Linked DNA regions of Homo sapiens: region 1 is linked to region 2. A link is a contact called in ENCODE Hi-C or POLR2A ChIA-PET data. All regions are on one chromosome and are shown on one strand. The core of a region is the stretch at or near the end of the contact, and the rest is flanking DNA. Distances in the headings are between cores, read along the strand shown.

Evidence for each region. A loop is a pair of places that touch in the nucleus more often than their neighbours do. ChIA-PET counts read pairs that join two places held with the same protein, here RNA polymerase II (POLR2A). Pooled maps may share reads with other maps.
Region 1: a pooled map shows a loop between it and region 2 (4-fold over the local background). The contact joins the enhancer-like site here to the promoter of SMARCD1 in region 2. A Hi-C loop is called at or near these places in 1 of 168 maps with a recorded cell type or tissue (PC-9) and 3 of 50 pooled maps. POLR2A ChIA-PET finds 5 or more read pairs at or near these places in 1 of 52 experiments (CD4-positive, alpha-beta T cell).

The regions. Positions count from the first base shown.
Region 1 is chr12:51,367,110-51,372,319 of GRCh38, forward strand. The region is part of intron 4 of GALNT6 (polypeptide N-acetylgalactosaminyltransferase 6); the gene reads right to left. Among named protein-coding and RNA genes, the nearest start is that of GALNT6, 22 kb to the right of the region's middle. RefSeq lists enhancers at 2,217-2,366, 4,205-4,771. Within about 2 kb of position 1,947, at least 7 of the 41 ENCODE cell types and tissues checked have a DNase peak (open chromatin) inside an H3K27ac peak, as active enhancers do.
Region 2 is chr12:50,083,470-50,088,225 of GRCh38, forward strand. It overlaps SMARCD1 (SWI/SNF related BAF chromatin remodeling complex subunit D1), which reads left to right and starts at 1,873. Exons shown (of 13, transcript NM_003076.5): 1 at 1,873-2,077; 2 at 2,692-2,879; 3 at 3,152-3,194; 4 at 3,287-3,409; 5 at 3,894-4,016. The coding sequence starts at 1,901. ASIC1 (acid sensing ion channel subunit 1) reads left to right here. Exons shown (of 12, transcript NM_001095.4): 12 at 1-142. RefSeq lists enhancers at 366-1,098, 1,456-1,715, 2,565-3,296 and a silencer at 1,786-2,225.

The sequences.
Region 1 (5,210 bases), core at 697-3,196, 1.3 Mb after region 2:
AAAATTAGCTGGGCACGCATGCTTGTAATCCCAGCTACTCGGGAGGCTGAGGCAGGTGAATCGTTTGAACTTGGGAGGCAGAGGTTGCAGTGAGCCGAGATTGCACCATTGCACTCCAGCCTGGGCAACAAGAGCGAAACTCCGTCTCAAAAAAACCAAAAACAAACAAACAAAAATTAGCCAGGTGTGGTGGCGCACACCTGTAAACCCAGCTACTCGGGAGGCTGAGGCAGGAGAACTGCTTGAACCCAGGAGGTGGAGGTTGCAGTGAGCTGAGATCATGCCACTGCACTCCAACCTGAGTGACATAGCAAGACTTGTCTCAAAACAAAAAACAAACGAAGAATAGCTCTATTCTGAAGCAGTCCATCTTGAAACATACCGAATTCCAAACCTTACTATGTTTTACTAACTGCCATTTTGGTTTATCTCTGCCACGGTTCTGTTCTGTGCAGAATGGAGTTGCCTGCAGTTTCAGATGTGGGGGACAGATGTGACAATTGTGTGTCCTTTTCCTTTTGGACTGTGGGATCAGCCCAGAGCTTGGGCCTTGCTCTGAATGCAGCATTCTACAAACGGCAGGTCCTGAAATTAAGCAGCTTAGGGGGTTGCATGCAATTGATCTCCCACAAATGCACGCACACAATAACCCAGCACTGAGCTGGAGTGTGTGCCGGTGTGGGTGAGGTAGGTGTCTTCATGGTGACTTCTTTATTTAATCTTCTCTATGATAGTTAACAACTCTATGAAACAGGGAGTATTGTCCCCAGTGTTTATAGATGGGGAAAGTAAGACTCAAAGTGACTAGCCCAGGGTGGCAGAAGCACAAAGGGCAGCAGCAGGATCCTAGCCAGTCTGCATGTGAGGACTCCCCACCTTCTCCCTCCAGGGGAAGTGAGGCCATGGAATTTTTTTTTTTTTTAATTTTTTAATTCTGGAGCAGATTAAGATCAGAAGGCCAAGGACTTAATGCACCTGAGTTTCAAGGTGGTCTCTTGACCACCAGTGAGGCCACGGACTTTTTTTTTTAAATTTTTTTATTCTGGAGCAGATTAAGATGAGAAGGCCAAGGACTTAATGCACCCGAGTTTCAAGGTGGTCTCTGCTTCCTCTCGCAGTCACCCAAGGCCTTGCCATTTCCCTGTGTGTGAGATCCCGGGAGGGAAAGGGAGAGAAAGGGGTTTGTTGAAGCTGTTCTTTAGTCACTGTCCTGGAGAGTGGCGCCTAGGAGAAGGAAAGTCTCTATAATTTGGAATTTCAGCTTTTTCCTTCTTTTTTTTTCCATGTTTTTTTTTTTTTTCTTCTTTTTTTTGGAGACAGAGTCTTACTCTGTCGCCCAGGCTGGAGTGCAGTGGTGCAATCTCGACTCACCACAACCTCCACCTCCTGGGTTCAAGCAATTATCCTGCTTCAGCCTCCCAAGTAGCTGAGATTATTGGCACCTGCCACCACGCCCCGCTAATTTTTTGTATTTTTTGTGAAGATGGGGCTTCACCATGTTGGCCAGGCTGGTCTCGAATTCCTGACCTCAAGTGATCTGCCCGCCTCGGCCTCCCAAAGAGTTGGAATTACAGGCGTGAGCCACTACGCCCCGCCCACTTTTTCCTTCTTCAATCCTACTGGACAGACAGGTGAGGTGATTATGACATGGCGCTCATTTATGAATGGATTCTTCAGGCAGTCATCTGAGGAGGGGGCTGTATCTTACTTAACTCCAGGAATGAGGCCTCTTATCTCTGGGGGCCAGGACCTCAGGAATCAAAATCAGCCTCATGCAGCAGCCTCAGCCCAGCACTCACTCCACAAATGTCTGTCAATGTGCTGCCAGGTGCCAGATGCTGTTCTGGGAAGGGAGGGGCCTGGTCTGGGTCCTGCCCTTTGAGACTCATAGTGCACCTGCAGCCCCGGGTGCTGGCCCTGACAGGAAGGAGGGAGGAAGCCCAGGCTCCTCAGCATGGCTGCTGTGTTTCCCCGAGAGCTTGCCCAGCTCTGCGCACAGGAAGTTCACGGTAGTGGAGATAACCCACGGACAAAACATCATAGGAAGTGGGTTTTGTGGTGAGAGACAGTGAAGCACTGAGCTGTGAACCTCAGGGGGGGCCCCGAGCACTACAAAGCCCTTCTCCCACGCCTTCCTTCCAGTCTGGTGAGGCCAGACCCAGGGATTCTCAGCCTGAGAGGCTTCCAGCCTCTGGCCTCAAGCCCTTCTGGGGAGACAACTCCCCTAAGCAATGCCCCTCGTGATACTCCACCTGTTCCACCCCCAGACCTACTGGACAGACCCAGAACTGAGGAGACTGGAGCTGAGCATAGCTGTACCGGTGAGCCCAGCCACACACTCATGTCCCCGCCGTGACAGCCTTCCAACTTAGGTTCAACACCCCACCACCCCAACCAGCTTCACTCCTCACAACTCAAGTCCACAAGACCCCTGGGATGCCAACACAGACACCGCACTCAGTTCCATGATCTGAAGTATCATGCAGATGGCTCCCAGGGATTCCTTCCTGACCTTGCCATCTTCACTTGGATGTGGAACAAAATGGAAAATTCAACATATGCCCAAAACAGGCTCTGAATTTCCCCTGCAAATCTGCCCCCCAGTCTCCCTCACGTCAGTACACGGTGCCAGCATCCCTCCAGCTGCTCTAACCTGGAAGTCATGCTAGAATCCCCCCTGCTGTCCCCTTCCACAATCAGCACATCTGCAGGTACTGCCAGCTCTCTCTCTCATCCCCACAGTCACTGCTTTTCTGCCTTCTATACCACTCTCCTCAATCTATTCTTGACACGGCAGCTACTGTGAGAAGTAAAATTCTCTCTAAAAATCATAAATCAGATCATGTCACTACAGCGGCTTCAAATTGTATTTAAAAACAAATCCATGGTGTTTCCTTATGGAAAGGTATGATGGTTCCTTAAAAAAAACTAAAGACAGAATTACCATATGATCCAGCAATTCCACTTTTGGGCATATACCCTGAAGAGCTGAAAGCAGAGACTTGGATATTTGCACACCAATGTTCACAGCAGCATTAGTCACGATAGCCAAAGGCAGAAACAGCCTCAGTGTCCATCAGCGAATGAACGGACAAACAAAATGTGGTGTATACATACAATAGAATAGTATTCAGCCTTAAAAAGTAAATTCTGGGCCGGGTTTGGTGGCTCACGCCTGTAATCTCAGCACTTTGGGAGGCCAAGGTGGGTGGATCACCTGAGGTCAGGAGTTCGAGACCAGCCTGACCAACACGGAGAAACCCTGTCTCTACTAAAAATTCAGAATTAGCCAGCACGTGCCTGTAATCCCAACTACTCGGGAGGCCGAGGCAGGAGAATCACTTGAACCCAGGAGGTGGAGGTTGCGGTGAGCCAAGATTGCGCCAATGGGCAACAAGAACGAACTCCATCTCAAAAAAAATAAAGTAAATTCTGACAAATGTTACAACATGGATGAATCTTGAAGGCATTATGCTAAGTGAAATAAGCCAGTCACAAAAGGACAAATACTGTATGATTCCACTTATGATAATCAAATTCATAGAGACAGAAAGTAGAAGGGTGGTTGCCAGGGGTTGTGGGGAGGACAGCGTGGAGAATTCATGTTTAATAGGTACAGAATTTCAGTTTGGGATGACAAAAAATAAGTTATTGGCTGGTTGTGGTGACTCACGCATGTAATCCTAGCACTTTGGGAGGCTGGGAGTTCCAGACCAGCCTGGTCAACATGGTGAGACCCCATCTTATTAAAAAAGGGAAAAAAAAAAGTTCCGGAGATGGTTGCACAATAATGTGAATGCATTTAAAATCAATAAACTGTGGACTGAAACCGTGAAGATGATACGTTTTATGTCGTGCCTTTTACTACATACACACATGAAAAATCCAAACACTGTCGGTGGCTTACGGAGGTCTCACAATTTGGTCCCGCTAGCCTTTTAAAAAATTATTATTATTATTATTATTATTATTATTATTATTATTATTATTTGAGATGGAGTTTTGCTCTTGTCGCCCAGGCTGGAGTGCAATGGTGTGATCTCAGCTCACTGCAACCTCCGCCTCCGGGGTTCAAGCAATTCTTCTGCCTCAGCCTCCTGAGTAGCTGGGATTACAGGTGCCCACCACCATGCCTGGCTAATTTTTGTATTTTTAGTAGAGACGGGGTTTCTCCATGTTGGCCAGGCTGGTCCCAAACTCCTGACCTCAAGGGTTCTCTTGCCTCGGCCTCTCAAAGTGCTGGAATTAACAGGCATGAGCCATGGGCCCGGCTCCTTACACCCACTCCACCAGCACTCTTTCTGCTCCCTGGCTTACTTTGTTTAAGCCACACTGTCTTCTTTCTGCCTCATTAACAAGTCAAGCCTCAGGCCTCTGTGTTGGCTGCTCCCTTTGCAGGGAGTACTAAGAGTAGTCTTTCCTGGCTACTCCGGTGAAAAGAGCTCCCTAATTACTCACTCACTAACCCATTGCCCTGCATTCTTCTTTTTTTTCCCTCTAATTTAGTTAAGCTGGTGGAGTGTGCCAGACAGGGAGGGAACCCTGGCTGCTGACCTAGCCACTCAGGAATGAGGTCTGTGCCCTGGTTCTGACTCAGAGGTGGGGAAGAAAAAGCTCCCCAGCTCAGCACGCGGTCTCCTCCCCCATGGTATCAAATGCCCTTAGACTCACTCTCATAGGGCTACTACTGGGTGCCTGGAGTGGAGGTCAGAGAGCAGGGACATTGTATTTCGGCAGAGACACAGTCCTGTTTGTGTGTGTGTGTAATGAGAGCTGGTTAATCTGATCAAACAGTCAAACGTGTGGGAAATTTTATCCCACTGTGGACGGCAGAGATTTCTGACCATGGATCTGAGGGTTTTTTCCTCCTTTCCTCACTGAACTGAATGTTGCTTAAAGTATCTCTAGCGTCTGAAAGCCCTCTGGGTAGGGTTGTTTATCATAGGGTCCACAAATTCCCTGGAATTAAATGCAAAAATGTGGGTTTTGCATATTATTGTGGGCAGTGGTGCACTATTCTAGGGATTTTAACAGATTCTGAAAGGATGCCAGGACCCAGAAAAATAAGAATGACTAGCTTAGGTTTTTCAGGCAGGTGATTGTTTTGTTTTTGTTTTTGACACAGGGTGTCGCTCTGTCACCCATGCTGAATACAGTGGCATGATCAGGGCTCACTGCAACCTTGACCTCCTGAGTTCAGGTGACCCTCC
Region 2 (4,756 bases), core at 623-3,122:
TGGTTCCTAAGAGTTTCCTCAGAGATCATACCTCCCCAGAGGGAAGCAGGAATGAGGCCAAAAAGTGTGCATTGGATAGGGGAACAGCAGGCAGGGCTCTGGGTGACGCATGCCTCTGGTCTAATAAACTGGGTTTCAACCATCTCCTCTTCAGTGTTGTTCTCTTATTTGAAAAAGTATTTAGATATTCTCACTAAGTGCCTAAAGCTGAGCTTGGTTTGGGGCCAATTAGGGGATGAGTAAGGAGAAGGTTTGAGTAGGGACACTGTGGTCCCCCTGGGATGGGACAGGCTGACCATTATATCAGGAATAGTTTGAACCACTGGGCAGGGAAAGAGGGAGAAGTCAAAGGCAACAAAGTTCCAAAACAGAATCCCCAATACAAAGGATGCTTTAGAGAGAGAGAGCAGAGTCAAAATTCAAGATAAACTGGAACTTATCATAAAATCTGGAAGCAGGCTGGCACGGTGGCTCATGCCCGTAATCCCAACACTTTGGGAGGCTGAGACAGGTGGATCACTTGCGGCCAGGAGTTCGAGATCAGCCTATGCAACATAGTGAAACCCCCATCCCTATTTTTTTTTTCTTTTTTGAGATGGAGTCTCGCTCTGTCGCCCAGGCTGGAGTGCAGTGGCGCGATCTCGGCTCACTGCAAGCTCCGCCTCCCGGGTTCACACCATTCCCCTGCCTCAGCCTCCCGAGTAGCTGGGACTACAGGCGCCCGCCACCACGCCCGGCTAATTTTTTTGTGTTTTTAGTAGAGACGGGGTTTCACCGTGTTAGCCAGGATGGTCTCGATCTCCTGACCTCATGATCCACCCGCCTGGGCCTCCCAAGTGCTGGGATTACAGGCATGAGCCACCGTGCCCAGCCCCCCATCCCTATTTTTTAATATTTAAAAAAAAAAAAATCTGAGGCCAGGCACAATGGCTCACACCTGTAATCCCAGCATTTTGGGAGGCTGAGGAGCACAGATCGCTTGAGCTCAGGAGTTCGAGACCAACCTGGGCAACATGGCGAAACCCCATCCCTACCAAAAATACAAAACAGTCTGGCATGGTGGTGCATGCCTGTGGTCCCAGCTACTTGGTAGGCTGAGTTGGGAGGATCACTTGAGCCTGGGAGGCGGAGGTTGCAGTGAGCTGAGATGGTGCCACTGCACTCCAGCTTGGGCGAGAGAGAGACAGACCTCATCTAAAAAAAAATAAAAAATAAAAAATAATAATCCGGAAGCAGGTTAGGTCAGAGAGAAAGTTAGGATGAAGTTCCCACGTGAGGTACTTATTGAGGCACTTTATCTGTGGAATGAGTCCCGGGCTATGAGCAAGGGTATCTGGAATCTTGGCTTCGGCTTTATGGCTAACTTGCTGGTTGACCTTTGCCAAGTCATTCACCTGTGAGTTCAGCTTTCCCATTTGTAAAATGGAATAAACTGTGTTTCCCTCCTCAGCCCCTGATAGTTATAGCAGTAAGAAAACGAAACGAAAAGCAGTCAAAGCGTTTTGGAAAGTTAACGCCATGCGCCAAGATGAAGCTATTACTCCAAGCCCCTCTTCATCAGAGGGCTCGAGTTGGGGTTGAGACTGGGGCTGAGGCTGTGGTCCGTCCCCCTTTCCAGGTCCTTGTCTTCCTCCCGTCGGCCTGGGGGCGCCCGCTCACGCGGCCTCTCTATTGCAGAGCTCTTCTCTATGGTTTTCCCTCCCGGACCGTGAAGGCGGGAGGGCGTGGCCAGCACGCCTTTTCCGCTAGTCGCCCCGCTCTATCCCATAGTCTCGCTGCCCTGAGCCTCCCGTGCCGGCCGGCCGGCCGGGGGAACAGGCGGGCGCTCGGGGGGCGCTCGGGGGGCGGGGGGAGTTCCGGTTCCGGTTCTTTGTGCGGCTGCATCGGCGGCTCCGGGAAGATGGCGGCCCGGGCGGGTTTCCAGTCTGTGGCTCCAAGCGGCGGCGCCGGAGCCTCAGGAGGGGCGGGCGCGGCTGCTGCCTTGGGCCCGGGCGGAACTCCGGGGCCTCCTGTGCGAATGGGCCCGGCTCCGGGTCAAGGGCTGTACCGCTCCCCGATGCCCGGAGCGGCCTATCCGGTGAGTGGGGCAGGAGGAGGGGCGCGCGGGCCGGGGGCGGGGCCGAGCGGGGACATGGGAGTGACAGGGGTGGGGGGAGAAGTAGGAGGGACTCCCTTGGGAGGGGTTCGGGCTCTGGGTGGGGGTTGGGGGAGGCAGTGCGCAGAAAGAGAGGGGGAGGCAGTTACACACCTGCTCCTAGGGGCATTGTTTCCCTGGGGAGTCGGTAGAGAACCTGGGTGGGTGAAGTGGGTCCAGGGATACCTGTATGAGGGCCGGAGTGCAAAGGGGCTTGAGCAGCTCCAGTGATCAGAGGAACACAGAACGTGTAGCTGACAAATTGAGGTCAGCTTCTAAAGAGATAGTAGCTAGCAGAGTAAATGTGGAACTGGCGATGTCCGATGTGTCCCATCCAAAATAGACTGAGAATTTGAGTATAATCTGGCTCTCGCTTAGCTTTTGGACTCTGTTTTTCTATGGAGTCACTACTGGAGCAAAGGGTTCTCCTCTCATTGTCCTCCATTCCATCCCTAAACCTTACTTCATTCAAAGATCTCAGGCGTTCCCTGCTTTTCTTTCTTGATGGGGTTTAGCAGGTGAAACCATGACATCTCTGGGTCCTCTCCCCTCTGTAGAGACCAGGTATGTTGCCAGGCAGCCGAATGACACCTCAGGGACCTTCCATGGGACCCCCTGGCTATGGGGGGAACCCTTCAGTCCGACCTGGCCTGGCCCAGTCAGGGATGGATCAGTCCCGCAAGAGACCTGCCCCTCAGCAGATCCAGCAGGTCCAGCAGCAGGCGGTCCAAAATCGAAACCACAAGTAAGATGATCCTGGGGCAGAGGGAGGGAGGGAGGGAGCCTGGGAGGACACAGGTGGTGGGAGTACCTGAACCAAGAAGTGGTGGTGCTGTGTCAGCAGATGGTGCTACAGAACTCATCCTTGAGAATGCTTGGTGGTGGTGGTGGTGGTGGTAGTTCTTTGAGAGAAGCTTTGCAGTCCCTTCACATTACTATAAATGGACGTGCTGACAGCTTATTTTCACGTTCTGACTAGTTCTGTCCCAACCTGATAATAGTATTTATTCCCAACAGTGCAAAGAAAAAGAAGATGGCTGACAAAATTCTACCTCAAAGGGTGAGTCCAGGCTATATGTCTTCTGGAAAGTGTGGTGAGTTTGAGTATAGAGATGATCATCCTAGATTTCAATTAATTTTTCTGTTCCTAAGATTCGTGAACTGGTACCAGAATCCCAGGCCTATATGGATCTCTTGGCTTTTGAAAGGAAACTGGACCAGACTATCATGAGGAAACGGCTAGATATCCAAGAGGCCTTGAAACGTCCCATCAAGGTAACACAGGAAAGTACTAGGCAGAGAGCCAAAGGAGAGGACCCAGGAACCTTCAGCAGAATTAGGATGAGAAATCAAAGGCACAGCACAACTCTCCTTGGCATTTAAATTGCATCTCTCCCTTCCGCCTACAAACTGAGAATTACATTAGGAGGATAAGAACAGAATGGCAAAGGGGGAGGGGCTCTTGATGTCTCTTGCACTACAAATATACCCTTGTCCATGTTTTCGCTGTAACTGCTCTGCTACCTTGGGAACCTGGCACCTTGCATGACTTTGTCCACCTGGCATCCCACTATATGCACTTGTACTTAGGCTGATGGCCAGTACTCCTCTTCTAAATGGAATCTTCATCCACCCACCCAAGGGACTGGGTAGACAGTAAGCCAGTCTGTTAGGAGTAATTTTGGGGTTTGGGGAGACCGTTGTCTTCAACATCAGACCACTGAAGCCCCACGATCAATCCTGTTTCTGCCTTCCTCAGCAAAAACGGAAGCTGCGAATTTTCATTTCTAACACTTTCAATCCGGCTAAGTCAGATGCCGAGGATGGGGAAGGGACGGTGGCTTCCTGGGAGCTTCGGGTAGAAGGACGGCTCCTGGAGGATGTGAGTTCAAGGTCCACAATGGTTGGCATCTAGGGTGGGAGCTGCTGGGAATGAACAGTGTTGTCTGGTCAGCAGGAAGCCTAACTGGTGCTCACAGCTCCTTTTGGGAGCAGTAAGGAGAGGGACACTGTTCCCTGCACTGAAAGACAGTGGTCCTTTGTGTTTGCCCCCACACCTTTGGCCCTCACTGGTATCATATGGAGAACCTTATTGTCCTGGGATCTGATTTGTGGTTTACCTTCCTCTTGGTGCTGCTGGCCATTGGATTTAGCCATATCTGTAGATTATTTAGTTTTTTTTTTTTAATCGAGTTTGCACTTAATTTGAGGCTGTGTTTCCTCTCTGAGTCCTTGTGGTATCTCCATCTTCTCAACTTTCACTGGAGGCACCCCACAGTTTAAGTAGGATAGATTTCTCTTGACAGGCTCTTTGTTGCTTCCTGGGGAGCATCAGCTGACAGGTGATAGTCCCCAAACTTCCCACCCCAGAAGCTCCTCGGGGAAGCTCACCTTTCTCTCATTCCCTTACATTCTCTGGCTCTTATTTTTAGCTGCTCGCAGGCAAGCTAGTTGGAATGCACTTTTGCAGGAGAACCAGGGCTCAGTGTCAGAGCCTCCTTCTCTATATAGGTCCGGTCCATCTGCTGGTGGTGTCATTCTGTCCAAATAAAGCTGTTTTTGTTCTGGCTGCTTATTGCCTGTGATTCATTTCCCCTCTAGAGTCAGACTTTTCTCTGTTCA